6 separate regions of the Homo sapiens genome follow, and regions 2, 3, 4, 5 and 6 are each linked to region 1. Evidence: chromatin loops called from intact Hi-C (ENCODE). Cell type or tissue: mammary epithelial cell. All regions are shown on one strand. Links, peaks and the distances in the headings refer to the core of each region. The heading gives the core; the rest is flanking DNA.

Evidence for each region. Peaks named below come from ENCODE experiments on the same cell type or tissue, not always from the same donor. Only the 100,000 strongest peaks of a DNase experiment are listed, where the experiment ranks them.
Region 2: a loop joins it to region 1, with 8 times the contacts of the local background. A loop is called at or near these places in 5 of 110 quality-filtered maps.
Region 3: a loop joins it to region 1, with 14 times the contacts of the local background. A loop is called at or near these places in 3 of 110 quality-filtered maps.
Region 4: it touches region 1 in a loop (3-fold over the local background); 2 of 110 quality-filtered maps call a loop at or near these places.
Region 5: it touches region 1 in a loop (3-fold over the local background); 4 of 110 quality-filtered maps call a loop at or near these places.
Region 6: a loop joins it to region 1, with 5 times the contacts of the local background. A loop is called at or near these places in 2 of 110 quality-filtered maps.

Annotation. Positions count from the first base shown.
Region 1 is chr5:167,696,899-167,702,200 of GRCh38, reverse strand. All of the region lies in intron 4 of TENM2 (teneurin transmembrane protein 2), which reads right to left. Among named protein-coding and RNA genes, the nearest start is that of TENM2-AS4, 39 kb to the right of the region's middle. RefSeq lists enhancers at 1,907-2,612, 3,318-4,024. In mammary epithelial cell, for the core only: no CTCF peak of the experiment used is centred there; a DNase peak (open chromatin) is centred at 2,540; H3K27ac peaks cover 3,642 bases.
Region 2 is chr5:167,642,604-167,647,905 of GRCh38, reverse strand. All of the region lies in intron 4 of TENM2 (teneurin transmembrane protein 2), which reads right to left. Among named protein-coding and RNA genes, the nearest start is that of TENM2-AS4, 15 kb to the left of the region's middle. In mammary epithelial cell, for the core only: no CTCF peak of the experiment used is centred there; DNase peaks (open chromatin) are centred at 3,035 and 4,565; H3K27ac peaks cover 2,446 bases.
Region 3 is chr5:167,757,365-167,762,666 of GRCh38, reverse strand. The region is part of intron 4 of TENM2 (teneurin transmembrane protein 2); the gene reads right to left. Among named protein-coding and RNA genes, the nearest start is that of TENM2-AS4, 100 kb to the right of the region's middle. In mammary epithelial cell, for the core only: no CTCF peak of the experiment used is centred there; a DNase peak (open chromatin) is centred at 3,036; H3K27ac peaks cover 3,481 bases.
Region 4 is chr5:168,044,708-168,050,009 of GRCh38, reverse strand. TENM2 (teneurin transmembrane protein 2) reads right to left here. Exons shown (of 31, transcript NM_001395460.1): 8 at 2,461-2,583. Among named protein-coding and RNA genes, the nearest start is that of TENM2-AS3, 94 kb to the right of the region's middle. RefSeq lists an enhancer at 1,524-2,281. In mammary epithelial cell, for the core only: a CTCF peak has its summit at 2,461 (motif pointing right); no DNase peak of the experiment used is centred there.
Region 5 is chr5:167,585,592-167,590,893 of GRCh38, reverse strand. All of the region lies in intron 4 of TENM2 (teneurin transmembrane protein 2), which reads right to left. Among named protein-coding and RNA genes, the nearest start is that of TENM2-AS4, 72 kb to the left of the region's middle. In mammary epithelial cell, for the core only: a CTCF peak has its summit at 2,915 (motif pointing right); no DNase peak of the experiment used is centred there.
Region 6 is chr5:168,217,435-168,222,736 of GRCh38, reverse strand. It overlaps TENM2 (teneurin transmembrane protein 2), which reads right to left. Exons shown (of 31, transcript NM_001395460.1): 25 at 3,738-4,612. Among named protein-coding and RNA genes, the nearest start is that of TENM2-AS1, 12 kb to the left of the region's middle. In mammary epithelial cell, for the core only: a CTCF peak has its summit at 2,765 (motif pointing right); a DNase peak (open chromatin) is centred at 2,776.

The DNA of each region.
Region 1 (5,302 bases), core at 78-5,077:
AAATGCTTAAATCAGCATGTCATCAGTTATTATATTTGATGTAAACCTTTCTTTGGCGTTTCAGAGTGTTTCCTCTTCTGTATAAAAAGATGTCAATAATCCTTTTCCAGATCTTTTCAAAGGCAGGGAACACATTTTATAGTTCTCAATAGCTTTTGCAATCTTCAAAATGGTTGAAAATTCCTTGAATTGAATAAGCCTGATGGGTTGATTAAAGCAGGATATACCTCTACTTGCCAAAACAAATATTCTCTAGAAGGAACTGATAGAAAATAACATTTAAAGAGACATATTTACTTTTAGTATAGTTCCAGTTTATCACAACATGAACATAAATATCAATAAGGAAAGGTCACCTGAAAAGTTAGAAACTATCATTAAAATAACAAAATACTTATACAGCAATGCAGGCAGATCCTTTCCCAATGCAGACCAGAGAATAATACAATACAGTAATAACAACTACAATTTAGAGTTCCACTAACTAGGAATCAGGCACTTTGCCAAACATTGTATGTATGTATCTATTTAATGAACCCTTAGAACAATCTATGAGGTGAGGGCTTATTATCCTTCCTATTTTTCAAGTAAGACACAGAACCAGAGCTTCAGTGACCTGCCCAAATTATCACATGCAGTTAGTGAGAAGCAAAGTCAATGGTCTCAAATATTACATGTCACGAACCTATGTTGTTTTCTTCTTCTCACTGGAACGTGAGAAGGTATACAGAGTAAGAATGAGTAATTGCTACTCTATGCTAATTTCATGCAAAGTAATTTTAAACTGATGTAAAAAAAAAAAACAAACACCCAAAACCCAACATGACGATAATGCCAACATCACATGGTTCTACCTTTCAAACCAGTTCATAGATTCATAACTTCATGTTCATACATATTTAGCCAAGTCCAAAAGGTGCCTCATTTAACTGTGAATTTGCAACTTATGCAAAAAACCCACATCCTGCAAGAGTTGGGGGAGATGTAATGACTGGGAAAAAATGTAATAGCTAGAATACAAAAATTACATTTTCCATAGACCTCACACATTTCTTGTGTACATTTTTCTAGCAGCTGTTTAGAAAGCACTAGTGGTCACACAGATGAAATGTGGCAGTTGTAGCATATTAACATAAATATTTTTACCTGAATAATTCCTGCTGTTCTTTTGAAACGAAAATTAATTCACATATTGTTTTCCCTGGAGTTCCCCAAAAACTTGCTAGCTTTTTTTTTTTTTTTTTTTTTTTTAAGAAATATAACAACTGTGTGTACTGGGGCTGAACTAAGTATTATTTCTGAACGCAATTTTATTTTTTCAGTGCACGTTATACTAAAAGGAAGGATAATGGTACTGAACATAGAATCGATACACATTTAAATGGAATCAGTTTATCAAAACATACCACTTCAAGATGGACCGAATTGTGATATCCACAATCAACTGATAATGGTACCAAATCATTAACTGCTGGCTTTGAGATTCTTACAGAGAATAATTTCATATAACCCAGAAAAGCATGGCCATGCTGATTAAATTAGCCTGATTCTCTACCCTGAGAGAGGATGTTTACAGGGGCATAGGTGTACCAAGAGCAGTGAGAAGCAAGGACTCTGTGAGTAAAGTGTTCTGGGTTCCAATCCCAGCTCAGTCCCTTCCTGGCTATGTGAAGTCTGAACTAACCATTAAACGTTTAACAATCTCATAGGTCAGGCCACTGCACCACCTAAAGCTACCATGCATGTTAGTCTAAATGAATGGTGCCCCTTGGAGTTCTGCAGTGTACAACCTGAACATGCAGGCCCCTGCCCAAGGGTTGTGGGGATTCGAGTGATAATGTTTGTAAAACACTTGGCCCAACCCCTAGTACTTAGCAGGTCCCCAGAGAATGCTAGCTCTTAATTACTTTCATCTTAATGTATATCATGTATGACCTCTATCTTCACATTTAAATTCTTAAAGGACTTTAAAGGAAGTACTTTATTTCATGTTCCATCTGATCTCTCTATCAAGGGAGCAGTGGGATTTTGTAAATTTTTTGAGTCAGGTACTCTTTAAGCCTGTTCTATCTTTTCAGAGACACTAAGTGTCTTTGCAAATTTTTTTCTGTTTCTATGATATGGCATGTCTGTGAAGAGGTCTGAAGAACTCAAGATGTCCTCAAAAGTGCTATGTAAAAATTTTCCCTGAACCCCAATATATTATTGCATTTACAGAAGTGAATTCAGAGCCAGACTGATTGGGTCAAAGTCCAGCTCTCTCCATTTCTAGCTATGTGATTTTTCCAAGTCAGTTCATCTTTAAAGCCTCAGGTTTCTCATTTGCATATTAGGGAAACTAATACTTTCTACTACATAGGATTGTTGGGGCTTGTGGGGAACCTACTGCATAGTAAACTGTTCAGCAAAAGCCTGGCTCATGGTTGATACTAAATATATCATTGCTGCATTGTTACTAAGTGCCAGTCTGTGTCTCTCAACCACTGGAGGAGGGATGTTCGATTCAGAAGCCACTTAAGCTGCAAGTCAGGCCATAGGAATGTTGCCCCATAAACTCAGCAGGGTTCAGAATTCTTACAAAGATAATCAGCAGGGCAGGGCATTGTTCTAGTTCTATCTGGCTACAGCAGAGACATGCTCAGCATACTTATTCTGAGAACCTTAGCTGCTTCAGCTGAAAGTAAGGTGATTCATCTGTAAAGTAAGACTTGGGGATGTGGAAAGAGGTCTTTTCAAGTACACAATTCTCTGACTTAAAAATAAGGTAAAATAAGCCGAGATTTCGTTTGGGTGTTCCTTTTACATCTTTACTTACCCCTTTAGTTTTAGACACTAAACCTCTGGCCTTCCCTGCTTGATATTCATAGCACACTTTGCTGATGGATCAAATTATTCATTTTATTGGGCTTGGATGAGACTTCACATACTACTTAACGCAGCATTCTAGTGTGTTGAGCCACTATTAATCCTTCCAAATTTTAATTTTAAGGACAGGACATACTCTTTATCTCTGTTTTGTGAAGCATCTTACACATTTAGGACTATCTTCTGTGACAGTCATATATATTTCTTTTTACTAATCAAAGCCAAAAGATATGGCTGTCTTATGTTCCATTTTCTCTAGACTTTTATAACTAGCTAACTGTAGAATTAATTCTCAGTTCTAAGGGGTTTACACTTTAAAAGGAACTTCATTATTTCTTTTAAAAGTACTTATGGGGCCGGGCAGGGTGGCTCACGCCTGTAATCCCAGCAATCAGGGAGGCCGAGGCAGGCAGATCACAAGGTCAGGAGATCAAGACCATCCTGGCTAACACGGTGAAATCCCGCCTCTACTAAAAATACAAAAATTAGCTGGGCGTGGTGGCGGGCACCTGTAGTCCCAGCTACTCAGGAGGCTGAGGCAGGAGAAAGGCGTGAATCCGGGAGGAGGAGCTGGCAGTGAGCAGAGATCGCACCACTGCACTCTAGCCGGGGCAAAAGAGCGAGATTATGTCTCAAAAAAAAAAAAAAAAAAAAAACAAAAAACAAAACAAAACACACACACACACAGAAAAACTATTTATGGAAGCCATTCTCTGTTCTTCCCACTATGCATTTTCAAGCAATGGAAGGGAAAACCAAATAAACAGGCAACTGCAGTACAGTATATCTGTGCAGTGGCCACCCAGGAGACCAGGACCTGGGTAGGTGGGTCGGGGAGACATCCAGTTAATCTTGGGGATTAAGGGGCTGTTTTTAGGAGACCATTATGGATGACAGTGTTCTAGCACAGGGAACAGTGTGGAGCCTGATGGAGAGACAGACAGCATGGTCTGGTCAGGGAATGTCAAGTCACTCAGAACAGTAAAACATGGTCTATGACAGGCTGGGCTTGTGTGGAGACACATTTGAAAATAAACGTGAGAAAAATGAGAAGGTGATCTGAAGCCATCATCTTACAGAAAGAGATGCAGTACTTTGACCGGAAAGGTAGTTACGAAGGTAAAAACAACCAGGGAGTTACTGGTAAAGGAGAAACTAAGGAAAAGAGCTCAAGTTACTGCACATAGAGGCTGCCTGTTAAGGGTAATCAGATCTGAACACAAGATCAGTGCATACAATGAGTAAAGGAAAAGATAAATTTCTCTCTGTGGCATTTGGAGATAGATTTATTTTCTTGGAAAATAAAGGCAAATACCGAGCACTTGTTTGAACCCTAATAAAACAGAAATTTAATCACTTAGAGGGATACCTTGTCAGGCGATTATATTTCAAGTTCCCGATGACTTATTTTTCTTTGTTAAATAACCTAAGCATAACAGCTAGGGATGGTGATAGAATAGTAGGTCCACAAGATTATGAAATATAAATTTGACTTAAAATTGATAACTCTTGGCTGGGTGCAGTGGCTCACACCTGTAATCCAAGCACTTTGGGAAGTTGAGGCGGGCAGATCACCTGAGGTCAGGAGTTCGAGACCAGCCTGCCCAACATGGTGAAACCCTGTCTCTACTAAAAATACAAAAATTAGCTGGACATGGTGGCGGGTGCCTGTAATCCCAGCTAGTAGGGAGGCTGAGGCAGGAGAATCGCTTGAACCTGGGGGCAGAGGTTGCAGTGAGCCGAGATGGTGCCACTGCACTCCAGGCAACAAGAGCTAAACTATATCTCAAAAAAAAATTGATAACTCTTTCATTCAAAATATATGGATTAATCCACTGCAATGTGCCAGGCACTGTGATAAATGCTGAAAATAAAGCAGTGAACAAATTAGCATGGCTTCAGGGAGCTTATAATCTAGTCAACAGATATTAAACTAATGAACACAGGATGCATACGTGATTACAATTCGAAATAAGTCCTTATAAGGAAAAGTGAAATATAGAATGAAAGGTTCAAATCGGAGGAACTATTTCTAAAAGTGGGAGCCAAGGAGGGCCTTCTATGGAAGGGAAGTGCCTGCTGAGCTTCAAACAAGGAGCGGGTGTCATGGGGGACAGTGTTCCAGATGGAGCAGCCTTTCTCAGGCAGACAGGGGTTTTACCCTTGAGAGGTCATTCAGCACCATCCAGAGGCATTTTTGGTTGTCACAACAGGGATGACTGTGGTGCTATTGGCATCTAAAGACAGGCAAGAACCAGGCAAGTGTGAGAAACTGGAGGAGGGTAAGGGCTGGAAGGAAGAGGAAGCATGCGCAGAGGCCATGGAATGGCAGGGCTAAACTGTGCAGGGCCTGGTTGACGGCCTCAGATAGAGAGTGTAGACGCTTGTTTTCCCAAGTTAGGTGATGAGCTTCTTGAGGTTTTTAAGCAAGACTGTT
Region 2 (5,302 bases), core at 52-5,051, 54 kb after region 1:
CCGAAAGATTGAACGTAGGAGATAAGTGAGAGGGAAAGTCAAGACAAGGCCAAAGTTTCTAAATTGGGAAGGGTTCTGCCAGTGTCTTGAGCTCAAACTATCTAAAACTGAACTTACAAGCACCTCCTACAGATGGGGGTCAGATCATGGGGCACCTCCAGGGCAGTCGTGCATTATTAATTTCCCTGTTCCTTGAGAATGTTTGCCCCTTGTGAAATAATTCAGTAAATGCTGAATGAATTCAGCACCTTCCCTTCGCAACATCCTCCTTTTCTTTTTTTTTGAGACTAAGTCTCTCTCTGTTGCCCGGGCTGGAGAGCAATGGCGCGATCTCGGCTCACTGCAACCTCTGCCTCCCGGGTTCAAGTGATTCTCCTGCCTCAGCCTCTCGAGTAGGTGGGACTACAGGCACTCACCACCACGCCCGGCTAATTTTTGTATTTTTAGTAGAGACGGGGTTTCACCATGTTGGTCAGGCTTATCTCGAACTCCCGACCTCAGGTGATGCACCTGCCTCAGCCTCCCAAAGTTCTGGGATTTACAGGCTTGAGCCACTGCGCCCGGCCATCCTCGTTTTCTTATGGTCCTGCTTTGTCAGTGGAGTCATCGTTCTCAACAGTCTCTGTCAATGGCTATTTTCTTGGATCTTTAACCCCACCGTGGATCCATCAACTCCACCAGCCTTCCCTCTGTCTGGTCGTTTCCAATGCTATTGTGCTAATACCTATATTTATGTCTCTTCTGCAGTCTACTTCTACCGTAATGTCTTAGGACTGGTTTCCTTATTCCAAGCCACCTTACATAGCATCATCAGAGTCATTTAAAGTCCCATCTTTGGTATTATCACGCCTCAACTCCTGGAACCCATGAGAGTTCCAAATTACCTACAAGAAATAAACAAGGTAGAGGAATTGTCCCACATCTCCAAAACCTATCCGGGTATTTAATGGCTTTTCAATTGCTGCGTTCTCTCCTTTCAACTGCGAACAACTGTTATCCTGCTTTAGAATTTGACCCAAACTTTCAGAAAAGATGGAAGGAGCAATTGGCTTGAGTTGAATTATAGCTGCGTCCTTTTCATGAGCCATCTGGCTTGCCGTAGTCTTTCCACTCCCAATTATACGCCTAATGCTGGGGTTGAATGTCTATGACTTTTAAAACTGTACTTGTGCTATTATTTTTCATTTGATAAGATGGGGGGACATATGGAATTCTCCCTATGTCCCCGGGTTGCTATCACAGCCAGTCTGGTTCACGCATTGATATTACCTGCCTAGCTGAATTTGTGTCTCTTGCCCCGTAGCGTTTGTCCAACTGAAGCAAAGCAGGATCGCCACCAAGAAAAAATTAGTCCCAACAACACCTTTTAGTACCAATTGTCTCATATTCCGAGGTTCAGCTTGGTTTCCTCAGAACTACCTCTTATATTTTTATATTTCTCTTTCCTTTTGGTATTTTAATGGAAATAACCGTATTTCCACAGTATTTAATAACATCTTTCATAAGTAAGCCAGTGCTTCAATAATGACCCATTTCACTGATACCATCAGAAAATAATACCCAAGGATAATAACACAAACCTTTTGCAGAAAAGAATAGTTACACAGTGAAACCCATTACCTGGAGTGACACAGGAAAGGATTTTTGTTGTTTTTCATATATATAAGAAAACAACATATATATATATATATATATATATATATATGAAAACAACATATATATATATATGAAAACAACATATATATATATGAAAACAACATATATATATAAAAACATATATATGCACATATATATGTGTGTGTGTATATATATATGTTGTGTTGGAGCAAGAGACACAAATTCAGGTGTGTACTGGAGCTAGGTGGGTAATATAAAGTGAACTAAGCTGGCTGTGACAGCAATCTGGGGACCTGGAGAGAATTCCATATTTATTCTCATTTTATTATAAGAAAAATAATAGCACAAGTGTAGTTTAAAAAGTAATAGACACTCAAGCCCAGCATTAGGCATATAATTAGGATTGGAAGAACTATGTTGTAATATATGCATTACATATACATATATAGGTGTGTGTATATATTTGCCTTTTGTTTTTCCTTTTACATATAGCTCCTTCAGAAATAACCTTTGTGAAAAGATAAAGATATCAAGGTTTGACTTTTTGACCTTTCCTTCTCCAAACTAACATTGATAGCATACTGTGAAACTCTTATTTACTGGATAACATCCACTGAAAGTCTTACGAAAAAGCATCCTTTAAAAGTGCTGTTGTCTATTTCCCTTTAATCCTTCATGTTTACTGAAAAAAAAAAAAAAGGAAAAACTAGAAAGAACAAATTCTCTGCTTTCTAAATTATATGTCCCTGACAAAGGGAAAGGAACACACAAGTGTTTCCTGTAAAGAACACGAAAGAAGCCTCCGAGATTGAGGGGGATTTTCTGGTGGATTTCCAAACTGGATTTTATTTTTGCTTGCTATGAGTCCCTGTGGCAACTCCACACCTTTCCTCCTCCACCCTTCCTTTGCGTTTGAACATTGCTTTTTCCTCACTTCTAGCACCTGTTTCCATCCCAACAAGCAATTTGCACTGATTCCTCCTTCACCCGGTCATGAGTCATTATAAGAGATTGGGAAAATGAAAATTTGATTGTGCTCGAGAAAAGACACCTGATGTTAGAATGTACTTCTCATCCTTTAGATTAATAGACTAAGTCCTAAGAGGTCACTTGACTTGTTAGTGTACAGTCATGCACCACATAATAATGCTTCAGTCAACTTCAGACCCCATGTATGACAGTAATCCCATGAAATTATAATACTATATTTTTACTGTACCTTTTCTGTGTTCAGATACAGAAATACTTCCCATTGTGTTTCAATTGCCTCCAGTATTCAGTACAATAACATAATAACATGCTGTACAGGTGTGCAGCCTAGGCTATCCCATACAGCCTAGGTGTGTAGTAGGCTATACCAGCTGGATACATGTAAGTACACTCGCATATTCCCACAATGATGAAATCACCAAATGACACATTTCTCAGAACATATTCTTGATGTTGAAAGATGCATGACTGTACGTCACTGAGTACCAGCAGGAGTGAAAGGGACAGGTCTTGTGCCTGTCATTTTGAAAGACAGTTTAGTATGATTGTTAAGAACCTGGGCTGTAAGATTACACAGAGCTAGACTTAAGTCCTGGCTCTGACACTCAGTTTTGTGATTTTGGACAAGTTACTTGACCTCTTTGAGCCTCAGTTTGTTCATCTGCCATATGGGAACAATGGTAGAAGCTATGTCATGAGGCGTTTATCTTATTCCAGCCTCGTAATGTCTGTAGCAGAGTGCCTGATACAAAATAGTAGCTACCATTTACTGAGTGCATGTCACCACCTTTACTATTATTGTTTTGTCATTACAAATCCACCTACTGACTCTTTTTCAACACTCTGGAATTGCTTGAGTCTTGAAATCCACACCATCCTTGGAAGGACTTCTCTCATCCCAGGGAAAGAAAGAAACATTTGCTACACTTAGAAGAGAAATTGGGAAAAGAGAAAAAGCCACATGTTATGTGAGAATAACAAGGGACTCAGGTTGCAAAGCACATTTATGCTGCTTCAGGAATTTCATGTGAAACACCTATTACCAAGTTTGTTTAATTTGCTTAGTTAATAAACTTTATAGGACCCATTTTTATTCAACATGTGTACTGGAAGCTTTTTTAATGTAATTTCTGAGTCCACAGTGGCATGCTTTCCCTGAACATTTATGACATTCCACAACTCAACTTCCAAAGAAGCCCATTATGAAAATAAATGGATCCAGGTGGATAATTTGAGAGGGTAACTATATTGCATGCAGCAAAGACAATATGTAAATATTGCAGCAATCCTTCTGATACAATATTAGAATATGAAAAAAATGAAATCAGCAAAACTATGCGATACTGAATTAATTTACTTCCAAATATTAAAAGTAATGAAGCTCCTACTTATTTTCAGATTCCTATGACTCATCTCAATACTATGATAATTTTTAACTCAATTGCATTACTTAACACGTATTTGCATCATAGCACCCTCCAAATGAATGCCTAGAACTTTGTTTTTTAACCACAGTTGGCCAGAAATTGCTTTTATATTTCCACCATTTAGGGTTCGAATAATCTATTGTGAAATTATTATTTCTAAGTGATGTAGGGAAGCCAACATTGACTTGTTTTCTTCACAAGATGAACAAATGAATGAGAAAGAAAGTGTAATCAGGCAAGTGTTCCTGTGTGATCCAGAGAACAAAACTTGACTCTGAATCTGGATCTTAGTCTTCACTGGAAATGTGTTACCCTTCAGTTTTTATAGAGGTATAAATAAATATTCATTTATTTATAGCCTTTTTTATTTTTAACAGAAGCAGTTGGAATATTATTCAGCAGTGGAAAAAAAATGAACCACTGACGCAGGCTACATCATGTTTAAACCACAAAAAAGATTACACCAAGTGAAATAATCTAGACACAAGCGACCGCATACTGCATGATTCCACTGGTAGGAAATATCCAGAAACGGCAAATTCCAGAAACGGCAAATTTATAGAGACAGGAAACAGATTAGTCATTGCCTAGGGCGGGGTGTGGGAATGAAGATTAACTATAAATGGTCATGAAGGATCTTACTGGGGGGACAAAAATGTTCTAAAACTGATTTGTGGTTATGGCATTTCAGTAAAGTTACCAAAAATCATTGAATTCTACCCTCAGATGGACAATTTTATGACATACAAAATATACCTCTATAAAACTGTTAGAAAACCCAGGAGCTGTAATTAATACATAGATGATTTAACAATAATTCCAGGGCAGGCTGTTTGAGAGAAGCTTTCTGCTGTGGTGTCATTACAAAGTCACATCCCCTTTGCAGTGAGCGGTGGGAACATCCGCTGAGCACTGTGGCATTGCTGTGTCCTGTGATTTACATGTAGGGGCAATTTCCAACACCCTCGTCCAAAGAAGACATGATCCCTGCACTGTTCCCCTTTCTCACATACTATATCCACACAAACATGCTAAGGGGGGCTTGGTGTCTATGCAGAAACTTAGCATGCACATGCAAATGATATCAAGATTAGTCCTTAATTTCTTCTCTGAGTTCACTGAGTTAAGCCAAGCATTGCATTTCCTCCACTGAAGAATTCTGTATGTCCAATCCTTTTACAATTCTACTACACTTTTTCTTTCTCTCTTAAGTCTTTTAAGCTCTGCTATGATGCTTGTATTATACTTCACAAGAATGATAAGAAACA
Region 3 (5,302 bases), core at 197-5,196, 60 kb before region 1:
TAAAAGACTTTGCCTAAGCACAGAAGTGAACTGGCACAGCAAAAGCCTTTCTGATAAGCAGAGATCAATACCAGGAGAATATCTAAAATTGGCTTTTCATGCCTAACCTCACCATTGCCAACTGACAACCAGAGCACTGCAGACTGGAGCACCTGCTTAAATCACCCAGGTTTTCACATGGGCAAGAGAAATAGACGAAAATAACGAGAGGAAGGGAGGGAAGCATCTCTCTAGAATATGATTGGCCATCACAAATATTATGTGTTCTTTTTGATCCTTAATGTAGTTTAGTCTACCTGATAAAGAAGCTTTGATGCTTTACGCAGTTGAAAAGCAGAAGATTAGACATAAATAAGTTCTCCCACACCTAAGAGTGAAACAAAGGTCTTTGGGGATGTGCAGGAGGGGATCTTTTGTCCTCCTAAGGAGCCAGGGATATTCTTAGCTCACTTGTAGAAAACCTTAGAGCTGCGTATCCATGCACGTGCACGTGTGTGTTTATATGCATGTATGCATGAGAGAGAGAGAGAGGAGAGAGAAAGAGACTAAAAATTAGTCACTTCACTTTGATTTTTCTTCCAAAGAGCCATCTGAGAATCAAGAACTATGTGTTTCTCAACCTAGCCCCAAGTCAGGCAGCGCTTCTGCATGTACTTAATTCTTTCTAGCTGAGGCGCTGGTTCCAATGGCACTCCTAGCTCGTTGGTTGAAGCTTATTGATGATTCAAAGTTGAGGAAACTTTTTCAATCAGCGATATTGCTGGAAGTGGCCCTTCTGGCACTACCTCTGTGCTTCTATCTCTGGCTCAGCAGATACATGATAATTGCTGAATGTGTCTATGGAAGGAGGAATGGCAAGGCCACAAGAGCTCTGTACAGCTGCTCAGAAGCTTGGGGAGTGAAGTGAGAAATTCCAGTTCCCTTGGAGGGCCTGGGGATGAATTCTGTGACTTCTCATTAGGCCTGTGGTCCTCAATCCATGGTCTGCAGAGCCATTTGTGGGTCTGTGTAAGTGCTACTTGATGGTTTTCTTTTTATGCTTTCAACTTAATAATTCAAAACTAAAACAATGACCAGTTAGAAAGCAAAACTTCCCTTTTGATATTTTCCCTTTTAATATTTGGTATTTTGATAGAACATGATTTTAGGATGATTTTTTTTTTCTAATAGCAGTCCATATTTCTCCATGTGGAGAAATATAATATTGGGTCTTTTTTAGAGGTTGAAGAATTTCTTGGAGTGGCCTCTTTGGGACACTTGTTTCCTCGTTTATTCTGCCTACCATGTATCAGACGGCATTCTGGGTTGATGGGGTAGATCAGTGAATAACACAAACACGTTTCCTGCCCTGGTTGAGCTTATATGTTAATGGGTAGAGGCAAACAGACAATCACATAATCAATAATTACATAGCATGTTAGAAACTCAAAACAAAAAACAAAAGTAAAAGTAAGAAAATAAGCAGGGGAGAGGAAACTGACAGTGAAGATGGTGGATGAGACAGAGGATGATCTTTATTTTTAAACAGCTTGCTCAGAGTAGGATTCATTTTTACAAAAGACAGAAGAGGAAAAGCAGAAAGTTTAGATAGGAGAAGGCATTCACTCACTATCTTAGTCACCCGTAGACCTGGACATTTCCGCCACAGAGACATTTAGTGGGTCACTTGTTGGGCAAGGACATGGACATTGCAGCAGGACATGAACAGAACAGTAAGGCCAGGTGCGGTGGCTCACCCCTGTAATCCCAGCACTTTGGGAGGCCAAGGTGGGCGGATCACCTGAGGTCAGGAGTTCGAGACCAGCCTGACTAACATGGTGACCCGTCTCTACTAAAAATACAAAAATTAGCCAGGCATCGTGGCACGCGCCTGTAATCCCTGCTCCTCAGGAGGCTGAGGCAGGAGAATCACTTGAACTTGGGAGGCAGAGGTTGCAGTGAGCCGAGATCATGCCATTGCACTCTAGCCTGGGTGGCAGAGTGAGACTCTGTCTCAAAACAACAACAGCAACAACAACAATAACAAGGCAGCTGCTTGTGGAACCTGTTGTTGACACTTACCTATTTACAAGTCCACCTAAATCAAACTGGCTGTCCACTCTAGGGACAATTACCAATGATCAGAATCAGGCCAACAATAAAAATTCTAATAAAGGCAAAAGAGAAAACAAGGAGAAAGGGAACAAGTGGGAGAAGCCTCGATTGCCTGCAATTGGATGTTAGGGCCTAAGTCTAACTCACAGAGGCCACAGAGCACCATGCACTTCCTCCTATGTCCAATGCCTTCCAACAGTGTATTAAATTCTTTCCTTGCCTGACCTAAAGTAATAACAGAAAGTGTCACCATCCTGAACAACAAAAGATGGGATGACTTAATTTCTCTTTCTTTCAAAGGCATGTGACAGTGCCCTATTTAATGATAGAAGAGAAGAAACTGGTTCTAGGTAAGAGAAGCCACAATTTATTGCACCCTTAGGAAGACCAGGAGCAAAGCCATTGAGGATAAAATGTACCATGCGGAGTTTTAACCAGTGAAGAGCTGGGCATAGCATTCCACTTAAATAAGTCAGTTCAGAAATTTAGCTCCTCTCTCCAAATACCTACAGTGACTACCCAGAGATGTAGAGCTTAAGTACAGCCACCGCTCTAGTAAGCTCAAGTAAGACCATGCTCAAGTATAATCAATTTCACATTTCTGAATATTTATCAAATATGCAAAAGAAAGAATCAATATCTGAAAAACAGAATCTATGTTTTTTTAAAAAATCACACCTTATTTCACACTTCGGAGCTAAAGAAATACTGTCTCCAGGTGGGGTTTGTCAGCACCTTTGTAAACTAGCTCTTGCATAATTATTGTTGTAGGAACATCCAGGCTCATGGCTGTATCTCTCAACAATAGATTGATGGGGCAACAGCTTCCATGGCCTCCTCCCAGGTCAACCAGCCAGAAACTGGACACCTACCCTGCTGGAAGGGGGCTGATTCACAGCCCTCCCAGGTGGATTAGAGCTTCCTGGCACATCCAGGCTTGTCCATCATGATGTTGTCTACATTCCTTTCCCATCTCTCCTCACGTCCCTCTGGTGACTCATATATACCCCCACTTACCTGCACCTCCCCACTTCCCCTGTAACTCTTCAGTGTTCCTGGGAACTGATGACTTTATCCTCATGAAATTTTATGACAGCGTGCAAGGCTTGAGAAAATCTGAAAATTTTTCCACTTACAAAATCAGAGTCCTGATAAATGTTTCCATGTACAGAATGTGAGTCCTAACAAACAGCCAACACTCATAAAAGCTAACATTTATGGAGCACTTACCATGTGCTGAGCACTTATGAACATTTAACACCCTCATATGTGCTAAGTTCTTTGAAGGAACTGATATGATTTAATCTCCACAATAGCCTTATTGTTATGAAAGAGGATACTGAGACACAGAGAAGTTAAGCAACTTGCTAGTTAAGTAATCTAGTGTCAGAACTGGGATTTGAACCCAAGTAATCTAGTATGTGTCAGAACTGGGATTTGAACCCTAAGCAACTTGCTAGTTAAGTAATCTAGTATGTGTCAGAACTGGGATTTGAACCCAAGATGTTGAGTCTATGTTTTTAACCACTGCATGCTACTGTTATCTACTATCAAAATTGTGTGTTTATGAAACAATTATTATTTATTCAAAGTATCAAGGTATCCATAGTAAAAGCAGTATGGTGGAAAAGCAAATAGAATAGGGTTAAGGAGACAGAGAACTAGCTGGGCTATAGTTTTAGCTTTAGCTGTTTCTGTATCAATCAAGGTCCTAGCATGAAAGCAGATGACACCCAAACCTGGCAATATGAGAGAGTTTAATAAGGGGACTATTTAAACAGTTGTGGTCAAGGTTTCTGGAAATCAGAAGTTATGTCAGTGTGCATGGCTCGAGAAAATCAGCGAATTTTTTCACTTACAGAACCAGAGTCCTAATAAATGTTTCCATGTACAGAATGTGAGTCCTAACAACCAGCAAGTGCTTATAAAAGCTAACATGCAATGATCTAGAGCTAAAAAAAAGTGGAAGTGATTAGAAGAATCCAGAAAGAGAAGACTGTATGGAGAGGGCTACCTGGGAATGTCTGTCTCAGATACAGAAAAACAGCCTGCTATAGCACAATGACAAGGAGGAAGCTGGTAGGAAGTGCTCCTGCCTCTCTCTCTTCCAAGCTGGTAGGAAGTGCCCCTGCCTCTCTCTCTTCCACCTTCTATCTTCTGATCTTCGATCTCTTCCCATTGAGCCAATCAGCTAGAGGATAGAGCACCCACAGATCCAGTCTATAGGGTCAGCTTCCAAGGCAGAGAGCAAGATATTGATGGAATGAAAGAATGTGAAGGACAAACAGAAAATATGCAGCACAGTCACCATCATGGTAAACTGGGACAAATCTCAGCCTCCCTGGGAACTGATTTCTTGGTCATCATAATGACACTATAGGGACCACATGCAATTTAGACTGCCTTCCAACTCTGACACTGTGAGGTTTTATGAACCCACCCTCCATCAATTTCCTAAGAGATTTTCAGGATTACTTTAAAAAGGAAAGTATAAAAGACAACCCCACAGTGCAAACTCTGGTAGATTCTACATCACTTTGCACTTATGTATTGACAGATGCATGAAGGCAAACTGTGGCTGAGGTGGAAGGGCATTTGTCCATGCCACAGGGTAACCAAGGCATACTTGAATGCTCTAAGAAAAAGACTTCAGAATATTAAAATTGTTCCAACAAAGAATTCTTCTAATGTGAAACCCCTTGTTCTCTTTCTGAAGCAAAAGAAAGGGTATATGAGATTAGAGAAATGCAAATCAAAACCACAATGAGATACCATCTCATGCCACTTAGAATGGTGATCATTAAAATGTCAGGAAACACCAGATGCTGGAAAGGATGTGGAGAAACAGGAACGCTTTTACACTGTTGGTGGGAGTGTAAATTAGTTCAACCATTGTGGAAGACAGTGTGGTGATTTCTCAAGGATCTAGAACCAGAAATACTATTTGACCCAGCAATCCCATTACTGGGCATATACCCAAAGGATTATAAATCATTCTGCTATAAAGACACATGCACACGTATGTTTATTGCAGCACTATTCACAATAGCAAAGACTTGCAACCAACCCAAATGCCCATCGATGATAGACTGGATAAAGAAAATGTGGCACATATACACCATGGAATATTATGCAGTCATAAAAAAGAATGAGTTCATGTCCCTTGCAGGGACATGGATGTAGCTGGAAACCATCATTCTCAGCAAAC
Region 4 (5,302 bases), core at 125-5,124, 350 kb before region 1:
GCAACATGGTGAAACTCCGTCTCCACTAAAATACAAAAAATTAGCCAGGCGTGGTGGCACATGCCTGTAGTCCCAGCCACTCTGGAGGCTGAGGCAGGAGAATTGCTTGAACCGGGGAGGTGGAGGTTGCAGTGAGCCGAGATTGCATCACTGCACTCCAGCCTAGGTGACAGAGTGAGACTCTGTCTCAAACAAAACAAAACAAAAAAACAAAATAACATTTTGTCTGTCACATAACTTATTTGGAAAATATCTGAACTAGTAATGTTATATGACTTCTACAACAACATTTTCAAAAGCATGTTGCACAGGAGGGGAAAAATTCTGGTCTTTCCAAAGACACAATGGAAAGTGTTTCTTCATTTGTTAATTTAGAGACGCATACTCTTGTACTCTTAAGATTTGTTCTATGGGTGTGGGATGCAAAAGCTGGTGGGGAGCAGAGGTAGAAATAGAGGCTTATCACAAATGGGAGGAGTGCTTGATCTTGACCTTAATTTACGGAGGCCAGTAGAGATCACTAATTCCCATTTATGAAGGACACTACTCGAAAAGCATTGGCATATAATTTCAGAATGTATACACATATAAACAATTTCTCTGTGCCCAATGATAGAATATGCATATTCATTTCACATGTGTGTTATGCATTCTTCTGAAGGGATGAGGTGCTGACTTGTAGATTAAAGGACATTTATGGATAAAACGTGACGGAGACCCCATAAAGTGGAGTTTCCAAGGGCAGCACTATTGTCATCTTGAAAGGAGATAATTCTTCATCACAGGGGGCTGTCCTGTGTATTATAGGTTGTTTAACAGCATCTCTGACCCCTATCCACTAGATGCCTGCCATGCCCCTTCCAACTGTGACAATCAAAATAGTCTTTAGACATTGCCAAATGTCCTCTAGGGGTGCAAAAATGCTATGACTAAGAACCATTGCCCTAGATAAAACTGAAGGAGCAGACAGTGTCAAGTACTGGAGGTGACCAGGTTTCAAATCTGAGGTCAATACATTTGGCTCTGGGCTTTTTGGTCAGTTAAGGCAGAACATGGTCAGTTAAGGCAAAATATACTTTTCAGTTTTAGGTCTAGTTTAACTTACCCGATTATGGAAAGCATATAATTTCATCCTCAGATAAAACTTTTTCATGCTTACTTAAAGGTAATTTAGTGTTATGATTATGACAGATGAGTACAGCGATTCTTAAAGACTGGATAAAAAGACAAAAAAGTCATCCTCAAAGCATTAGGACAGCTCTGGGGAGGATAATTGAAGCAGCATTAGCATCTCAGGATGACTAATGTGCACCTCTGGGGGCAGATGAATTCTGGAATCTTCTTTGTGGAAAATGACTGCTTGAAGGAAAGCTCCAACCTCCTGCCCAAAGATGCACAGGGCACAACTCTGAGTCCAAATTTGTACCTATTTGAGTAAGTTTCTATACCTTCTGGTCCTGAGTTTCTCAGAGAGATTTTTCCTTCCTTTAAAGTTGTTAAAGTTATACAATGCTAAGCCTGGCATGCAATAGGTGCCTAATAAATGCTGCTTCCTTTCCCTTCTTTGAAATATCCCTGTAGGGTGTTTCCGAAATGTGGGGGTGAAGTGGCTATAGATGCTAAAAGGCAGAATGGAAATTTGCATGTTGGAGAAATCCTTTAATACAATCTCTCCCTTGCGATTTCCATCCCGAATTAAGCATATCTCACTGCGTGCCAGCCTGGCTAACCATTCCATTGGCTGCTCTGTCTTAATTGCTCCAGTCTCCCCCACCCCCACCCTATGGTTCTGTTTTCTCTCCTCCTTCTTAGCACCTTGTTAGCACCTTTTTTTTTCCCTTCAAGGATACAGTTGCCTGATTGCTTCAATAAACATTTCTATTGTCCCCTTCACTGTTCTGAGAAGAGAAGCTTTGTTGCCGAGTTGTCAAAACTCCTTTCTATTCTCCCCCAAAGCACAGCAGCTCTGAGCCTTTCTCTTTCATGCCAAGCCAGGCAGCTTCCTCCCCAGGGAGGCTGCATGTCTCCTGGGAGAGGGACCCAGTCTGATGGCATGTGCTGCCTGCTGCTCTCTGCCTTCTGATTAGGCAGGACTTTCTCCTGCTGCTGCTGCTGCTGCTGCTGCCACTCCAGCTGCTGCTGTGGCTGCTGTTTCTGCACAGGCCCTGGGATGCTTTCAAGTAGCTCTGGACCATGCCAGTTGCTGCAGATAGCATAGGTATGCACATTGCTCTGAGCAGGCACTGTGCCAGCTCTGAGTGATCCAGCCAAACACAGCTAACAGACAGGAACAGCAAACAGCTTTTAATGGGGGCACCTATGAAAGGCAATGATTTTTCCCCCCGTTTCTTTTTCTTTTGGCATACCTTCCAAGATTTGGATTAGAAAACCTGAACCAGCTGGCGAGAGCTCAGAATTTTCCTGTGACCTCAAGAGGGCAAGCAGCAGCTGTAACCTCACCTTTGCCTCCAGATGGCATTGTTGCCACATCATCGTTTCCTGGTAAGCCGGTCCTTATCCCATTGTTAAAGGTGTGCCCATCTGCAGGCTGGAGTTGCCAATTGAGTCCGAGCAGATGCATTGCTGCAGGAGAGACAAAGTAATGAAAATATGAATAGATAATTCAGCAATGCAAATGTCAAGGGGGAGGGCCAGGTGCCCTTTTCCAAGCGATTGCCTTTTGAGGAAGCTGCGTCAAAAATGGCTTGCCCCAGGCCACAGGGATTAGCTAAATACAGAAAGCAGAGACCTGGGTGGTTAGGTCTCCCCTTCTGGCGCTGCTGCTCACAGTCTCAGGGGGAGAGGATCCCTTACAGTGAGCGGAGGAGGGAGGAGAAAACACAGCCCAGATCTTCCAAACGGTGCCACCATGGAGGGGAAAATGGCCCTTTCGAATCACTGTAAAGAGTGCTGCTCTACCACATCCATCCTTTTCTACACTCTGGACACAGTTGCTTTTAGACTGTTAGTCTAGGGGCATTGACAAGGATTGTTTCCCCAAACTATACACTCACAAGTAAATCAGCTTCAAAGGAGGCTACCCGAATAGTACCTGTTTGCTGGTACCTGTTTGCTGGTACCTGCTCTGAACTATCAGTGCAGCCAGCAGCATCTATAGTGGTACTGGCCCACCTCCCTAACTATTTCAAACTTTTAGAATATTTTTCCTTTCCACTCCTCTTCATGATGAGTGGATACCTTTCAGCACATTGTAGAAAAAGCTTGGGGGGTTGATGGTGGAATGGGGTCCTTTTCTGAAAACATTACTATTCTTTCTGTCTCTGTCGCTCTCACTTTAGCAGAGTATGGAATGAAACAGAGTTCTGAAATACTGCCTGTTCTTTGCTAAGGAACTGAGCACGTCTGAAGAAGTCTTGACTCCCATGGGCACCCCAGGCCTCCAAACAAACTTCTGGTCTTCCTTGTCATCCTGCCTGTGTCAACTCCCCACCATGAGTTTAGCAAACTTAACACAACCCTATCCCTGATGGTTCTTGGTGAGTTTTTTCTACTGAGTGGAATGAAAAGCAAACCCTAAACACCTGTATTCTTTCAAAGCCCTTATCTAAGAGATGCTTCCTTTGAGAATAAGTAAGGAATTTATTCCCCTGCATGTCTCTCATCCAAACGATGTCTGGCATTTCCACTGGACACAGGTTGACACTGTTGCTACATTCCTACCACCGCAGGAGAGAAAGGGCTGTTGACAGGGAGACGTTTGGAGTCTGATGTGGGGATGGGAGAAACAATTATCTGCAGGGAACACAATTAACAATGCTTAGGAAATTGTTCACACAGCAATTAATTCTGCATGCCTACCACCACGTAAAGTCAGACTGCATTCTATTAAGGTTAAAAACCTATCTTCAAACAATACAGCTCAGATTGATGGCCACAGATGAAGGTGGCAAGGTGTCCGTGTGTGTGTGGGTGTGTCTGCTTTTCACTTACACTCTTCTCCATCTTAGAACCATGTTTTCTTTCCTCTAAAGTGAAAGGCCCACTGTTACAACTTCTTGAGATGATAAATAGTAATAAGAGTAAGTGACATTTACTGTACACTTTCCATCAAGGTAACACCTAATTTTCTCCTGCAGTTTGTCCGTTATATGTAGGTCACTCACTTGAAGAGACCAGATTCCATTGCCTCAAATAATGACATATTTTCACTATACAGAGGTCAGGAAATGAGAACTAATCATGGTGGCTTCAAGATAACGATAGCTTCTGATTTGTAATTACCAGGTGAAGGGAGCCAAGGAATTAGCTATTTTAAAATAATTTTTTAAAAAAATGATACTATTGGGTTATTGAAGCTCGCCTTGGGCCAGCTGCAGCTGCACTGGAGGTGCGGTTCTTTCAAGGAGGGTCTTAAGACAGACACTGGCAGGTACTGCAGGTGCCGCTGGAACCCAGGCCTAACAAAGCTTTGATTTCACGTCTATGGAAGGAGTGGTGGGTCCCATCAGGCAAAGATGACAACCTCCCCAACATCCCATCTCAAACTCTTGTCAAAACTGCTCTGCTCTTATAGCACTCAATCTTGCCACTGTAAGGTGCAGAACATATTGCAACCATCAGCTTTGGGAGAAAAGGAAGCAAACAATCCCCTAATGTTACTGAACAGGAAGAGACATCCCTGCAACTGTGTTTCCTCTGTTTCCAAGGATGCCTTCCCTCTTGCCTCCCCTTCCCACCTTTTTCTTTGTTTTGGGTTCCATGGCATCTTTTTATTTTTATTTTTTAAAAGTATCCTGAAAATAAGAAAACTACAGATGAGGTGGAAAGGGTTAGGGTCAGAGTACACCAGTAACTTCTCAGACAACTCCCAGGAGTGAGAAGAAAAATAAGAAAGTGAGATGGAGGTGGAGAAGGGGAAAAGCCAAATCTGCTGAACATGAGACCTGTCCTTCCAAAAGAAGCAATGCAACAAAAATGAAACTCAAGTTTGGGCATATTTTCTGTTGTTGAACTGAACATTAAGTAAATAAGTGAGAATTATATCTGGGGTATAACCACCTTCTCTTGTTTTTTGGGAGCGTCTGAAATAGGTTTTTGTTGGCACTTTTTTTTTTTTTTAATCAGCCATTCTTTCTCTCTCACTTGAGTAAGAAAACGAGATGCTCTCTCTGGCCGGTGGGGAGGGACTAAAGTGTCCTTAGGATAAAGACCCCAGGGAGCTGTGAAGTAAATGAGTTTCCTGACTAATGAGAGCCCTATTTCTTATTCTGCTACTGATTTGCTCTATGGCTTGGGCTGAGAAATCAGTCTCTCAATCAATCTCTCCCTTTACCTTTCATAA
Region 5 (5,302 bases), core at 66-5,065, 110 kb after region 1:
GAGAAATTTCTTACATCATTGTATGCAAATACATAGGTATTTAAAGTACAATTCCAGGAAGAAATGCCTGATTAAGACAAATCTAAGAGAAGTGGGTCAAAACACAAAACCCACATATTCAAAATGGAAAACATGTTTTATTGGAGAGCAAAGAAACAAAAATGAGACTAAAAAAATACCTTACCAAATTAAAGAGACTCAAGTTAAAGAGGAAAAAAATACTACTGAGGCATGGCACCATTTTTCTGCTTTTCTACATACACATACAGATACAACTGAATAATCAAGATGAAAGTTAAGCAAGACATGCCTGGGAGAAAAAAAATAAAAAGGAGTGGTTCTTCTATTACATTAAGCTTACTATAAACTTGCAATAACAAAACAGTATAGTAACAGTGCAAATATCTAGTAATGGATTAACCATTTAAGAAACTAGATCCTCATGTCACACACACACATACATACATGCATTTCTAAAGTAACTTAGCAAGTTAATGTCATTATAACATTATTTTTTAATTGCTAGGAGAAAATATAGTACGCATTTATTGAACCTTATAATGGGGATTTTTTTTAAAGCTGAGAAACAATTCAAGATATCTGAAATAGTAGAAGAAGACCTTAGACCTTACTACATCAAGATTTGAAATATCTTCATATGAAAACAAAACTGATTTTCATATGAAAAACAAAAAACACTATTTGGAAAAAATATTGGCTATGAATACAACAAGCAGAAGTTTCTTATATCCTAAAAATATTGCAATCTGACTTTTTTAAGAAAAATGTAATCAAGCAGAGAATTCAGTGGTAAGTAAATCAAGAGATAAGCATAAAACTGTAGAATAACTAAAATATAAATCAAACAAAGTAATTACTATTATTACTTATTACATAGACAAAGATGGTAAAATGATACATCAAATTATTCAAGCTTTTACCTTTTCACGGTAGCATTTCAAAATAATTTTACTTTTGTTTGTATATTGTTTCCAAATTCTTTTAAATAAATATATTATTATAGTTTTATAAATAAAATGTTAAAGAAAGTTATTTTTAAGTATCATGGAATTTGTAAGGCATACACATTGATAGAACATTAATGTAAAGTTTTTGAGTGCTATTTAATGCATAAGAGAATTTCCACTGTATAAGAATGAATGCAAGAAACAATCTTTATTTTTTAAATATTCACCTGTTTAAGTGGGTTAAAAACAAACAAACAAACAAACTTGGATGGGATTATGAATAATTTTTATTCTCTTCAATTTTTTTTCTAAATTTTCCAAATTTTCTGAAAGAGCAATTCTACTTTTATAGTTTAAAATATATATTTTTAAAATATGCTAATTTCTATTGCTATCATAAACTTATTGGGGAATATTTCCACAAAAGCATTGGATGCAATATGGTACAAAATGTGGCACTCAGCATTCCTGTGTGCTCTACACAGTTCACACTTATATTTGAATTCTGACACATGTTTAAAAAATAAAACTATTAGTGTTATGCAGAGTCCAATTTCTTTACTACTAGTTTGATAATATTCAACTATTGTTAAATAATTTGTGTATCATGCATTAAGGGAACACTGAACAGAGACAACACATGAAAGGTTGTGTGGCTTTGTGACAATGGTAAATATATCATTCTCTAATGGAAACCTAAGTATCATTAATTTTTTTTTTTTTTTTGAGACAGCCTCCCTCTGTCGCCCAGGCTGGCATGCAATGGCACAATCTCAGTTCACTGCAACCTCCACCTCCCATGTACAAGTGATTCTCATGCCTCAGCATCCCAAGTAGCTGGGATTATAGGTGTGTGCCAATAGACCCAGCTAATTTTTCGTATTTTTAGTAGACACAGGGTTTTGCCATGTTGCCCAGGCTGGTCTCGAACTCCTGACCTTAAGGGATCCGCCCACCTCAGCCTCTCAAAATGCTGGGATTATAGGCGTGAGCCACCATGCCTGGCCTGTCATCTGATTTTTATATTTCTTGGAGATCTGAAGGGAAGTTCCAAGAATAAACAGACAAGATGAATTAAATGGGTTCCAATCATAAATGAAAAACAGAAAGCCACATTCCACTTGTTGAGTAACCAGAATCCCTCATATTGTCCTTTGCAAACCAGTAATTCTACATAGGTTCTATCTACATGTCATTTCCATGAGTTCAGTAATTTTCTGCTAATGGTCTTTTGTATATGTGCTGTTTTTAAAAGATTATTACTTCAGTATATACTTACAGTAGATTTTATTTCTTTTGTTGTTGTTTTGTTTTAGCTTCCCAAGTGATTGTGGGAACAGAAATGGATTTAAAAAGTAGTCTGTAACTAAGTAACTAAGTATCAAAAGAAAACAATATCCCTTAACAATGCTTATTCATATCAATTCATTTGGATGAAAGCTAATTGTATTGGTCACTACATAATTACATTCTAAAATGAATTTCACACAATACACCCATTGATGGAGAGAAAGAAATGCTCTCACAGTCTGTGTAGAAATATAAGTGATACCTCAAATTAAGGAGAAATGTGATGCACGAATATTCAATGCAGATACACAAACTACTATTATATATAGACCTAAGCACTGTCACCAGGCTTAGCCTATTAGCCATAACCAGGTGGACAATCAAGATATTTTGAATACGGAGACAAGGAGAATTCCTCTCCAATCCAGTTTTCTATTACGTTATCCAGTGGACATTTGCATATTGCAGTTATGTTGCACGTTCATGTCATTTATGATGAAACATATGGAAACTTAATTCTCTGAGAAGGTGAACAGTGAGCCCTGGGAATATCACTCACTTTCAACAGATTGAAATGGTCTGATCACCTCCTGCCATTCCCAGTCTTTTCTGAGTGTGGTTGCCTCTTTGGATCTCAGCATGTGATTCCCACTAATGGCAGCAGAGGGAGGTGCTGGAGCTCTAGGTGAACATGCTTGTGAATTAAAGCAGACCTTTGCAAACCACATGGCTCACGGGCTAAGGGGGGAAAAAGAGGAATTTCCCAGTCCCAGTAATGCTTTCTGACATATAAAAAGGGAAAATAGTTACACCTTTCACTGCATCACTGTGGGAAACTAATTTGTTTTGACATACTGAGAAGTAATCTGATGTTCGTATTTATTCCGAAAAAAGCTGTATTAGCTAAAAACAAATTTCATGAATAAAACCACGGATACATAATCAGACATGAACATCTACTGAGCATGTTGGAGATGTAGGGAATTAACTATTGCTCATAAACTTCTCTTTAAAGGAATCTAATTTCTATCACTTTGAAATCTTTTCCAATTCTTCTCTCTAGCACCACCAGCACCCAGGACACAGCTGTCTCCAGGAACACATGGAAACATTATACCCAGAACACTAGTGTGCATTGATCCGACCCACTGGTATCATGCTTCTCCTTCCAAAAGGCCTTATAAATGATCTTGAATGAAGAGCCATTTCAATACTATTCTTGGCACAATGACAGTCACTGAAAACCTTTCTGAGTGACAGGCTGTTTCACAACAAGCGGACATACTACCTTATTTGTTTATCTTCAGTTTATGAAAGGCTAATATTGAAAATTCTATTTAAACCCAAGAATCATCGAAATACTCCCCAAACTATTCTGGCTGGGAGAAGCATAGAGAAATATATTGGGCCTTAAAGATATAGAAAGAAAGGGGAAAAACCCAATGAAACCTCAGTGAGTGATAAGGGAGTTGGAGTTACAAGTATTAAAAGAGATGAATTGCATTAACCCCTGCCCTTCCCCATTATATTCACTGCCCACTGGAAACAACAACAGAATTACTAAAATCCCACACTCTCTAATGGGATGGTAATAGGATTCAGAGGCCATTAGGGTAAAGGCAATCCATATTTTACACTGTAATAAGCTCAGACTGAAGATGCTGCACCCCCTCAGAGCCCAACAATTACTAATTAACATTAACAAACTTACATGCACTTTCCAAATTGAAAAATAAACCCAAGTTAAAAGTCAAAGGTCTATTTTTTCAACAACTTAGATATTTTTGTGAATAAAAATCATCTAACTAAATTGAAGAAAAATTCTTTCTTTACTCTGGTATTGATTATTACTCATTCCAGAACGCTTTGGAAATGAGGGATACTGTGATTGTTATAAGGTGGTTATAATTCTCTACTAATAGAATACATTTGCTCATTGGCAAGTACGTTCCATTTTTTAAATTACCTCTTTCCCTAAAATATTTTCTTATTCAAGAATAAATATAATAAACTATCCTGGGTATTATGAGTTTGCACATAAGACATAGGAGTGGATTCAACAGGACACCCTGGAGAAGGAAAGGGAGAGTGAGACAGAAATGAACAGTCTGCTACCATCCTCAGGGAACCAAAGATTAAAGGAAGGAGGATATGTCCCAAATTAAAAGAGAAATTACAGTTATACATTGAAATCATTTAACATGCATATTGTCAGAGGAACAGTTAACTGACCAGCCTTTCATGTTTATTACTACAGTAGTCCCTCCGTATCTGTGGGGCTTGGTTCCAGGACCCCCATAGATGCCAAAATCCACAGATGCTCAAGTCCCTCAAATAAACTGGTGCAGTATTTGCGTATAACCTACATACTTCCTCCCATATACTTTAAATCATCTCTAGATTACTTGTAATACCTAATATAATGTAAATGCTATGTAAATAGTTGTTATATCACCTGTTTTTTTATTTGTATTATTTTTATTATCGTACTCTTACTTTGTATTTTTTTGTTTTGTTTTGTTTGAGACAGTCTCGCTCTGTCACCCAGGCTGGAGTGTAGTGGTGCTCACTGCAACCTTGACCTTCTGGGCTCAAGCAATCTTGTGACCTCAGCCTCCCGAGTACTGGGACTACAGGTGTATGTCACCATGCCCAGCTTATTTCTTTATTTTTTGTAGAGATGCGGTTTCGCCATGTTGCCCAGGCTGGTCTCAAACCCCTAAACTCAAGTGATCCACCCGCCTTGGCCTCCCAAAATGCTGGAATTACAGGGTGAGCCACCGTGCCTGGCCTGCTTTTTTATTATTCTTATTTTCAGTATTGTCAATCTATGGTTGGTTGAATCCATAAAGGTAGAACTCAAAGATACAAAGGGCTGACTATAATTAAAATAAAAATTTTATTATTTGATTAACATTTTTATTCTATTATTATATAAATAACTTCTAGCATGACTCTAAGGTTGTTTATGTCTTTGTGTAACATAGAAATACAATGTTTTTAGGAAAATATCTTGATTGATAAGTTCTTAGAATTTCACCAGA
Region 6 (5,302 bases), core at 59-5,058, 520 kb before region 1:
GGAGAAGGAGAGAGTATAGGGAGTAGAGAGTGTAATTTTAAGGACAGTACTGTTCTTTTCAGGAATACAGATGCATCTTCCCTAGTCTGGGAACTTAGCAGGCATGATAGGGTTTCCAAAAGGCATTCTGTATCAGCTCTATTTCTGCCCAGCTCTTCACTTCCCAGGACAAAGAGGAGAGAGAGGCAACTTTTAAAGGGGCCCATTCCAGCCTTCATGAATTGCATGGCAGCTTATTCTGTAAAATCACTCTTGAACCCCACACCATGGGAAGTCAACTTCCATCTTTTCCTTTGATCTGACATTTGCCCCTTCCCCAGTTGCTGGATTGGGAGAAGGAGTTGAACATGACTAAAGAGGCTCTTTATCATTTCTGTCTTCTGGAGGGCCTCTTTTTAAGGGTGATGTGTTTTTCTGCCCCTCTGAGCCCGAAGTTTGCTAAGGCAGACTCTGCTCCTGCAGGGGATGAGAGACCAGCAGGCAGCACTGGGAGGTGGGAAGAGAGCAGGAGAAATGCAAAGTGAGGTATTAAAAAGACCTAATGTGCAAGCTGCATTCTTCAATTCTGCTTTTCCAAAATAAGTCTCTATCTGTCTGACTCTTGTATCCACTCTACAGTTAGTTGAGTGAAACCTGAGGGGTAGGAAGGAGACAGAGGTGTGCTTAATAATTCCTCTCAAATCCCATTAGCCTATACTCTGAGTTAAACTTCTATATGCCAAGCGCTTTGCTAATTTCTAAAAATGTATTATCTCAGTGGATTAGCACAGGGCTCCTGTTGTTAATTTGCATTTTTATCCCCATGTAACAGATGAGACATTGAGGCTCAGAGAGGTTAAATAACGTGTCCAACGTCAATCAGTAAGCATGTGGCAGAGATGGACTCCACACCCCTGTCATCCTGGTCCTAAGACCTAGGAGCTTTCTGGTATAAGATGCTGCCTTTTGGGGAAGACTGTGAAAACCTGAGTTCCCTCAGGGATGAAACTAAATCAGGATACTTCTTCTATCAAGACCCAGTGGCCTGCATCTGGGGAAATCTTAATTCCACGGTTGGATGTCCTGGAAGTTTCTGGAACTGGCTGATCATAAAATGGGTCCAGGAAGATTCGATAGTGTTATTTTTTCCTACCCCTTTCTCTCTCCTGCTTCCAGAGTCATTGATAGGCTGGTCTTATTGAGTTACATCTTCCCAAAAATTCAGGGACAGTTCCCATGTGGAGTCTGAAGGTGGAGTTACAAATTCCATTCATAGCCCTGCTTTACAACGCTAGTGTGCAATGCAAAGAACGCTGGGCTTGGAGATCTGGATTCCAGTCCTGCTTCACTACCAACTCCCTGTGTGGTCTTAGGGGAGTCACTTCGATTCTCTGAGCCTCAGTTTCTTTATCAATAAAATGGGGATAATCAAATCCATATTTAGACAGTCACTGTGACAACACGGCAGATAAATGGCTTCTGTACCTCATGTTCTATGCAGAAAAAAAAGATATGGCCACTCTTCTCACCTATAGGGGGATTTGTACTCTGCCCCCTGTAACAGAGTGGGAAGAGAGGAATCCCCCTAAGGAAGCTCTCACTGAAGGACAAATCATTTTCTTTCTTTCTTTTTCTTTTTTTTTTTTGAGACAGAGTGTTGCTCTGTCGCCCAGGCTGGAGTACAGCTGCGTGATCTCAACTCACTGCAACCTCCACCTCCTGAGTTCAAGTGATTTTCATGCCTTTGCCTCCTAAGTAGCTGAGACTATAAGTATGCACCACCATACTTGGCTAACTTTTGTATTTTCAGTAGAGATGAGGTTTTTCCATGTTGGCCAGGCTGGTCTCAAACTGCTGGCCTCCAGTGATCCTCCTGCCTTAGCCTCCCAAAGTGCAGAAATTACAGGCATGAGGCATCACTCCCGACCAGGACAGACTTTTCTAGTAGCCTCACAGCCTCTGTGTGGTTTTCTTCATCACCCTTTCTCTAAAGTTTTGGCTAAGGCTATGCAGTGTTGGTCTTGACCACACTGCCCTGACAGGAGGTGAAGTTATGTCTGATTTTTAAGTTGGCTGTGTGTCTTCCAATTGGCTGATCATGTGCCAAAAGTGCCATAAAACAAAAAGAACTCACCATCTTTTCAGGTAGAAAAGAAAACCCTATACATTTGAACCCCACAATGGAGAATTTGTGATCACTGGATTTATCTACATTATGAAAAAAAGGGCAGCTTATCAAATTAAGATAAAAAAATTCAGTTTCAATGTAACTTCTGAACATTTTAAAACACAATTACGAGTCATGCCTATGTTTTCATTAAACTAGGGACACTTTCTGGAAAATACTTTCCCTTTTAGAGTTCAGATCTGTGGATGCACTTGAACCCAAGCTTCTTTATGACAGTCTGTAAACCAGGCCCAGTTCAGGCTGGCCTCCCTGAGAGGGATGTTTTTTCCCCCTCTTTCAGGAGAGCCAACAAATTGTTTCTGAAATGCATTAGGTCTTTGGTTGAAACTGTCAGAAAGGAAGATGAAAATCTCGGAGGTGTTTGGGTGAGTGTATAGCTTCAGCCTAATTCGGTATGAGAGCCAAGGACAGCACTCGGATGGTACCCTCGAGGGCAGAATCACTGGCTGGTAAAGTTTGATCAAAACTACAGTGTCCTGAAGGGTATTAAGATGCTTCAGAAATCTCAAGCATCGTTAAGGTGCTTGAGAAAGAGTTGCCCAAAGAAGAAAGTCAGAACCAGGGGAAGCAATTCTTCTGCAATGCACTAAATATCCAGCAGGTGGCAACAGCTTCCTTTTACATTCTCCCAAGACCATTGGCATACAAACAGGAAGTAAACATTGCCGGGTTTAGGAATGATCAACAATGAGGTTTTCTGTTCTCCCTCTTGTCCCCCGCTTTTTTTTTTTTTTTTTTTTTTTTTGCTGTGCCAACTCTCCCTAACTTAACTACATTCTGAGCTAGCAGCAGCATCCAGACAAAACACAAGCAAGGACTCCAAGTACACAGGGGTTAACACACTCCTTCATCACCTAGGAGAGCCAGATATTTATAAATTCTGCTCCAGTCTCAGCCAGCCACTGGGAGAATCATGCCTAGTAACTTCCTCCAACCAGCATCCCACCATTAGTACCTACAGCAGCAGACACTTTGACCAAGAACTGCCTGCAGGAGCTAGGAAAAACAGCTTTTTGCAAAACAAGCGTCAGGACTATTAAGTATGAGATAATTGTTAGGGGAAATATGACCAGCTCTCGCATCTTTTAATATACCTAATGCTTTATCTGTATCGATCTGCTTCTGCTAAGGAGGAAATTCAGAGTTTATCTACCTGTCTGTGCAATCAAGTGTGTTGCTGGACCTATTGGCAAATTACAGGAACCCCACTGGGATCTTGCCTTTTAGATTCTAATTTCCGCACCCATGGCAAACTTGAATAATCAGCAAAGTTAATCAACATTTTACCTCCCAGGTGCTGTGCATGTCCAATATCCTGAAATTTGAACGGCAAGCAGGCAACAGGAATTCCCAACTCTAGTAGGGAGGATGCTCAATATCAGAGATCCATTAGAGCAAATCATTTCAGAGTCAGGGAGAGGGGACATGAATGTCTTGAGGCCATAAGACATCATTAAAGTTAGAAAGACAACGTGACAAAGCAATTTAAAAAGCTACACAAGCGACCCAGTCCTAATGCCAGCTAGGGCAAGGGAAGGGCTCTTCAGAGATGCTTTACAAACCCACTTACTCATAGAAAGTCGTCCATCCTGTTTCATCGCTCTTGGTGGCCAGGAGCCCAGTGTTGCCATCATAGGTCATGAGACCAAGCTCCAGGTTCTGTGTGGACACGACTTTGAGGCCTCCATTGGTGCCCACGGTGAGGGTGATGATCTGGTTGTCAGGCATGAGCAGGTGACGGGGCATGCCACTGCTGTCCCGACGGATCTTCAGGGAATTCCCATTATTGTCAATCAATTCAGTGACATCATTGTCAGTACTATATGTGAAATTGTACAAGTACTCCCCTGTCACCAGGCTCACAGTGTATTGGTGGATGCCATCAGCGTTGAAAACATATAACTCCTGCTCTCCGGGGGATGCAGCCTCATACTGGTTGAAGGCATTAAGAACAGGCTTGTTCTTGCTGACCGCCCTGATCCGAATATTTCCAAGGTCTGCAATGTAAATGGTACCATCTGGAGCTACAGCTAAGGATGATGGGGAATTCAAGATGGCATCAGTCGCGTAGGCATCATCTCCTGAATAGCAGTTGCAATTGACATCGTTTTTGCAGTCGCAGTCCGAGGCTGCCCCAGCTAAAAGGCAGATCTCCCCGTTGGTTGTTACCTGGCGTAGACGGTTAATCTTCTTCTCATCTGTCTCAGTGATGTAGAGGACCCCAGTGTGAGAAATGGCAATGGCACTGGCTGACTCCAGGGCAGAGTGAATGGCTAGTTTGCTGAGTGAGTAGTCAATGCCAGGAACTTGGCAGTGCATGGGGCGTCCCGCAATGATGCTGACTTGGTGGTTCTCGGTGATTCGAAGGATGACATTGTTCTCTAGAACATACAAGGAGTTATCCATGGGATTGACAGCAAGGTCTGTTGGCCACTCCAGACGAACCTGTGGATGACGTGGTATCAGATTAAAGAACAGCCTTTAATATGTCCAACGTTTAACCGTACGGCACTTACTGGTTTTATATATCTAGGAAAAAAGACAGCTTTTTAATAACACATTGTATTAGAAATGCTCTTCATTGAACCAGCTGCTCATTGCCCATGATGAGTGGGTGTGATGGAGAAGAAGAGATAATATAATATATATTTTCTACCGTGTCACCTGCCATGACCAGAACAGGCCATCAGCTCTACCTATGATGCTGCTTCTCAGCTCCAGATGGCTGGACCAGCATCAGAGCTGTTACATATGGTTGCACAGGTAGTTCACTGCACAAGAGACCATGCCATCCAGCCCATACTCTGCTCTCCAAGCAGACGCCTACGGAAGCTATGTACATTTAGAGGCGGCACCTGTATCTAATTCACAAAAAGGAGCCATGTGACTTGGAAGATGGCTCTGATCCAAGGGGAGCCAAAGTGCAGGCTCTCCAGCAAACTACAACTTGAGTGTCTGCTTTAAAAAATAAACGGAACCGAACGCATCCTTCCTCTATGGAATTTGAAATAAAAATCTCAGTAGCAAGTTGTCTGTTGTGGAACTTGAGCTGAAATTTATGAGGCTCGCCAAGGGTTGAAAAGGCCGTTATAGAAAGGCTGAACGTATATTCCAGGCTGTCTGAGAACAAATGCT